2 separate regions of the Homo sapiens genome follow, and region 2 is linked to region 1. A link is a contact called in ENCODE Hi-C or POLR2A ChIA-PET data. All regions are on one chromosome and are shown on one strand. The core of a region is the stretch at or near the end of the contact, and the rest is flanking DNA. Distances in the headings are between cores, read along the strand shown. Region 1 overlaps TYW1 (tRNA-yW synthesizing protein 1 homolog). Region 2 overlaps TYW1 (tRNA-yW synthesizing protein 1 homolog).

The links. A loop is a pair of places that touch in the nucleus more often than their neighbours do. ChIA-PET counts read pairs that join two places held with the same protein, here RNA polymerase II (POLR2A).
Region 2: a map of K562 shows a loop between it and region 1 (2.7-fold over the local background). The contact joins two enhancer-like sites. A Hi-C loop is called at or near these places in 1 of 168 maps with a recorded cell type or tissue (K562). POLR2A ChIA-PET finds 5 or more read pairs at or near these places in 2 of 52 experiments (activated CD4-positive, alpha-beta memory T cell and activated naive CD8-positive, alpha-beta T cell).

Annotation. Positions count from the first base shown.
Region 1 is chr7:67,041,811-67,044,510 of GRCh38, forward strand. The region is part of intron 7 of TYW1 (tRNA-yW synthesizing protein 1 homolog); the gene reads left to right. Among named protein-coding and RNA genes, the nearest start is that of TYW1, 46 kb to the left of the region's middle. Within about 2 kb of position 1,386, at least 13 of the 41 ENCODE cell types and tissues checked have a DNase peak (open chromatin) inside an H3K27ac peak, as active enhancers do.
Region 2 is chr7:67,099,750-67,102,449 of GRCh38, forward strand. The region is part of intron 12 of TYW1 (tRNA-yW synthesizing protein 1 homolog); the gene reads left to right. Among named protein-coding and RNA genes, the nearest start is that of MIR4650-1, 13 kb to the right of the region's middle. Within about 2 kb of position 1,327, at least 2 of the 41 ENCODE cell types and tissues checked have a DNase peak (open chromatin) inside an H3K27ac peak, as active enhancers do.

The DNA of each region.
Region 1 (2,700 bases), core at 136-2,635:
GTGTATCTGGACAAATTATTTTACCCCTCTGTGCTTCCGTTTTCTCATTTGTAATGTGGGAGATAACAGTATCTGCCTTATAAAGTTCTTATGTAGATTGAAAAAGTTAATCCAGCCGCATTGTATTTTCTTGTATAGTAGTTAATATATTTTTTATATAATAACATTATATTCTAATTCTATTAGAATTAATGTATAATTATATTAGAATTATATAATTATATTAGAATTAATATATAATTATATTAGAATTATATAATTATATTAGAATTATATAACAATTATATAATTAGAATTAGAATATAATTTTAACTAATTATTCTGATATAATTATATATTATTAGTATAATATATAATTAGAATTAGAATATAATATTAACTAATTATTTCAATATAATTAGAATTAGAATATATTAACTATAATAGTTAATAATTAGCTTATATAAGTATATGTCTTCAAATAGGATAGATTTGGTCCTACCAAAACACCACCTTGGTATTCTACCTCCCTCCCTCTGTAGTACTATTTAAGACTTCTTCTAGGACTGAAGATAATTTGAAGTATGAGAGTGGTTTCTAAGAACTAGAGCACTAAAGTTTGAAACACTGGAATGTTAGGGAGACAGATGGAGATATGGGAGGAATAGGGTGTTAGGGGTGGCATGTTTGGGGAACCCTAAACAGTTTGGTGTGCCTAGAGTTGACTGGGGGTAGGGATATTTGGAGCTGTGACATAGAGAAGGAAGATGGGGTAGGATCCTAGAGGCTTCTCAAGTCCTGCAGTGGAGGGGGCTGAGCTTTCTCCTGAAGGCAGTGGGAGGCAATGTGATTTGATTGAATTGGAGAATGGGTTAGCGGGTGTGGGGAGAGAGGAGAGTTCCAGTGTAGGTTTAAAATATTAGGAGGCCGGGTGCAGTGGCTTATGCCTGTAATCCCAGAGCTTTGGGAGGCTGAGGCTGGTGGATCACCTGAGGTCTGGAGTTCAAGATCAGCCTGGCAAACATGGCGAAACCTCATTTCTACTAAAAATACAAAAGTTAGTGGGATGTGGTGGCACACGCCTGTAATCCCAGCTACTCGGGAGACTGAGGCAGGAGAATCGCTTGAACCTGAGAGATGGAGGTTTCAGTGAGCAGAGATTGTGCCTCTGTACTCCAGCTTAGGCAACAGCCTGAGACAACCCTGTCTCAAAAAATAAAGGAAAAAAGGAGAAATCAAAATACATACTAGATTATCTCACTCAATCCTCACAGTGACCTTGAGATGATCAAACTATTATCATCTGCAATTTACCATTTAACAGATAGCAACTGAGGCTTAGTTTAAGCAATTTGTCCATCGTCAGTTGGCTGGTAAGTTGACAGGCTCAAGCCTGGACTCCATCTGTCTGTGTCACTCCTCTTGGCTGCTTCCCCAGGGAGGAGTGGTTCTCAGAAGAGAAGCTGTAGTGTTTAGAGAACCATGAGTCAGGAGGAGCCTGATAATTTTTATATTGTTTATTTTCTCTTTCTCTTATGTTGTGGTTTGTAAATGTAAAGCCCATTGCTACTTTTTTTTTTTTTTTTCCTGCAGTAAATAAATGTTGCTAAATAATCCCCACAGCAATGTTCTGGCTAAGCAGACAAACACTAACATCAGCATCATTAATTTTGGAAATAAATGGCAAATGCTTGACAGTTACTCACTGGAGAAACATTTCCATTTGCCAGCTATTTAAATTGCAGAAGGATCTCAGTATGTCCAGTTCTGATTATAAATTTCTGTTGGTATTGCAGTGGAATAACAGGAAGCTAGTTTCAGAATTATTTTTAAGGCTTTGGAGTGTTTACTTCACCTAGAAACAAGAGGTGATATCCTTTCAACCCCAATACACTGCCCTTAAACCATCTTGACTCACCATGGTCTCTGTAGCTAGGAGCACTTAGCAATGAGTCCCCATGTTATCTTGTTAAGGTAGGTTATCCAAAATAGAATTACGGTGTCAGAGTAAAGCTCTTGACACGCTTGGGCACGCTGCTTTTCCACCAGTTCAAAAGGCATTTTTAGAACTCAGTATATACAAAAGCTTTGCGTAATGGTGAAAATTGGTCATTTTAAAACTGAACCATGACTAGTGAGTGATATCTTGGAGATTCATTTATTAAAGAAATAGGAATCTAAATGTGGGGTTAAATTGCAGCAAAAGTTATTAAATATTAATAATTTAATTTTTTACTGTGATTCCTTTTCAGTGATATAATTTTTATTAGTTTAGATTAATATTAAAACTCTACTTCATGTATAATTAAGCATGAATAAGAGTTTTTTTTTTTTTTTTTTTGAGATGAAGTCTTGCTTTGTTGCCCAGGTGTGATCTTGGCTCATTGCAACCTCTGCCTGCTAGGTGCAAGTGATTCTTCTGCCTCAGCCTCCTGAATAGCTGCGACCACAAGCGCATGCCACCACGCCTGGCTAATTTTTGTATTTTCAGAAGAGATGGGTTTCATCATGTTGGCCAGGCTGTTCTAGAACTCCTGACCTCAAGTGATCTGCCCGCCTCAGCCTCCCAAAGTGCTGGGATTACAGGTGTGAGCCACCACGTCCGACCTGAGTTTTTAATATTGAAAGTTACCAGGCTTAGAATTAGTTACTAAAAGAAGTATGGTCTAAGTTTCCGGGTCTGGAAATAGCTGTCTGATAGTTTTGAGGCATTTCTTCATT
Region 2 (2,700 bases), core at 77-2,576, 58 kb after region 1:
CCCAGCACTTTGGGAGACTGAGGCCGGTGGATCACCTGAGGTTGAGAGTTCAAGACCAGTCTGACCAACATGGGGAAACCCCATCTCTACTAAAAATACAAAATTAGCTGGGCATGATGGTGCATGCCTGTAATCCCAGCTACTCGGGAGGCTGAGGCAGGAGAATCGCTTGAACCCGGGAGGCGGAGGTTTCAGTGAGCCGAGATCGCACCATTGCACTCCAGCCTGGGCAACAAGAGTGAAACTCTGACTCAAAAAAAAAAAGATGCTATTGAAGGATTGCTAGGTATGATTGGCAAACTGCTTGTATGGCTTTGAGAGGCTAGCGGAGAAGAGGACTAGGTAATTACACTGAGGGTTCCAGCCATGTTGATTGCTAGGATTATGGGGCCCCATAACAGCAGAGGGCTCTTGTAAGGAAGGGTCAGGTTTAGGTGGTAGGATGATGAGGTTGGGTTGGATGACTTAAGGGAGGGCTCTCCTTATAGGGATGATCAAAGGCATCTCCTGGGGCCTCTGGGGAAATGATCTGTTTTTGTGTCATACTGGGACTAGGCACACGCTGTAACACCAAAAGTATTACAAAATTTACTCATCCGTTATGTATTGGTGTTTTCCCCGATTAGACTGCAAGTTCCTTGAGGTCAAGACCTCTGCTTATTTATCTCGGTGCATTTTTTGCCTGGCGCACTAAAGGTGCTCAGTACATGGGTAGTGAAATATTGGGGAAATAGGAAAAAAAAAAAGATCTTTTTGAATTCAAGTTTGTTTCGTAAACACTGGCCAATAAAGTATAAGATTGTAAGAATTAAAGGGGCAGGGCGTGGTGACTCACGCCTGTAATCCCAGCACTTTGGGAGGCCGAGACGGGTGGATCACGAGGTCATGAGATTGAGACCATCCTGGCTAACATGGTGAAACCCCGTCTCTACTAAAAATACAAATACAAATAATAATGATAATAATAAGCCAGGCATGGTGGCAGTTGTCTGTAGTCCCAGCTAGTCGGGAGGCTGAGGCAGGAGAATGGCGAGAACCTGGGAGGCGGAGCTTGCAGTGAGCCAAGATCACGCCACTGCACTCCAGCCTGGGCTACAGAGCAAAAAAAAAAAAAAAAAAAGAGTTAAAGAAAGAGGAGAGAAACACGAAGGGCTGCTTAACAGTTAACAGGTTTATTCTGAACCTGGGAGGGACTTCTGACTGAGTTAGGTCAGAAGCCACACTCTGTTACAGACTAAGAGTTTTCAAGGATTCAGGGCGGGTGAGTTTATCAGAAGCCTGTACTGCTTCTGTGTCTCTTTGTTGTGCTTATGTGGGAGGGAGAGGTGGTGTGTGTCTGTTCTCATACCTCTTTCTGCAGCCGCAGGCATACCCCTGAGTCTGCTTTTAGCTGCCCTATCTTAGTGCACCTGAACGGAAAGGAATGTGCTTATTAAGGCCCACTGTTTTACTGGGGCCCAGTGTATGAGAGTGAAGTTTGGCAGTTACCCAAGAGACTTTTCCCTTACCTCCCTCTGTGCCCCAGGAGTCTTATCTGTGTTTTACTGTCTGCTGTTTCTGGCTGCTTGTAGTTGGAAGTGATTTCCTTGAATGCGTGAAGCTATAAAGGGAGGTGGAACTTGAAGTGGCGGGGTTTGTCCGAGATGACGGTGCTCCTGCTCTGTCAAAGATGTGAAAAAAGGTGAAAATATTTGCAAAAAATTAAGATCACGGTTATTTCTAGAAAGATTGATCACATACATTCGCACACGCAGTCAGCTTGAAATATTTATTTATTTATTTTTGAGACAAAGTCTAGCTTTGTCGCCCAGGCTGGAGTGCAGTGGCACAATCTTGGCTCACTGCAACCTCCGCCTCCCAGATTCAAGCGATTCTCCTGCCTCAGTCTCCCCAGTAGCTGGGACTACAGGCGCACACCACCACACCAGCTAAAAGATGGGGTTTCACCATGTTGGTCAGGCTGGTTTCAAACTCCTGACCTCAAGTGATACACCTGCCTCGGCCTCCCAAAGTGCTGGGATTACAGGCGTGAACCACCGAGCCCAGCCTGAAATTTAATGTCATAGGAAATCGAAGAGTTGATTAAAATTATTAGCTACCAGGCAATAATATGAAAATCAGTGTATTGTCATAAAGATATCTAAGCTATTACTTTTTGAAGTTGTATAAAAAGGTGAAGTTAAAATGTTTTTAAGAAGTCAATGTGTCTGTTTTACATAGGGTTGCCATTTCTGTTTTTAAACTTTAGTTGGGTTTTAAATTCCTGAATTTTCACATGGCTCATGTGGGGGACATTGGGATAGAATGGTGTTTGGGGTATATGCATAAAAAAAGGGAGTCTGTCTTAAATTAAAGGCATATATCCCCCAAAAGAATGGAATCTGTTAGTAGTAGGATAAAGTAATTTTTTGCAAAATGATAACCAGAGAAGATGTTTCATTGTTTGATCATGAATGGAATTGTCTGTGAATGCCATCATGGATTGAGGAAAATTATAGAGTATGATATAAGATATTTACCCGAAAACGTCCAACAAAATGCCGGCCACATTTGGTAGATGTTATCGAGTCTCTCTTTCCCTCTCTTGCTGGTGAGTCTTCTCAGGCCTGCAGAGGGATTGTGGAATACGACAAGATGTTCGTACTAGCCTTGATTGCCATCTTCAACAAACAAATGAGATAGAATGGCATATGATTCCAA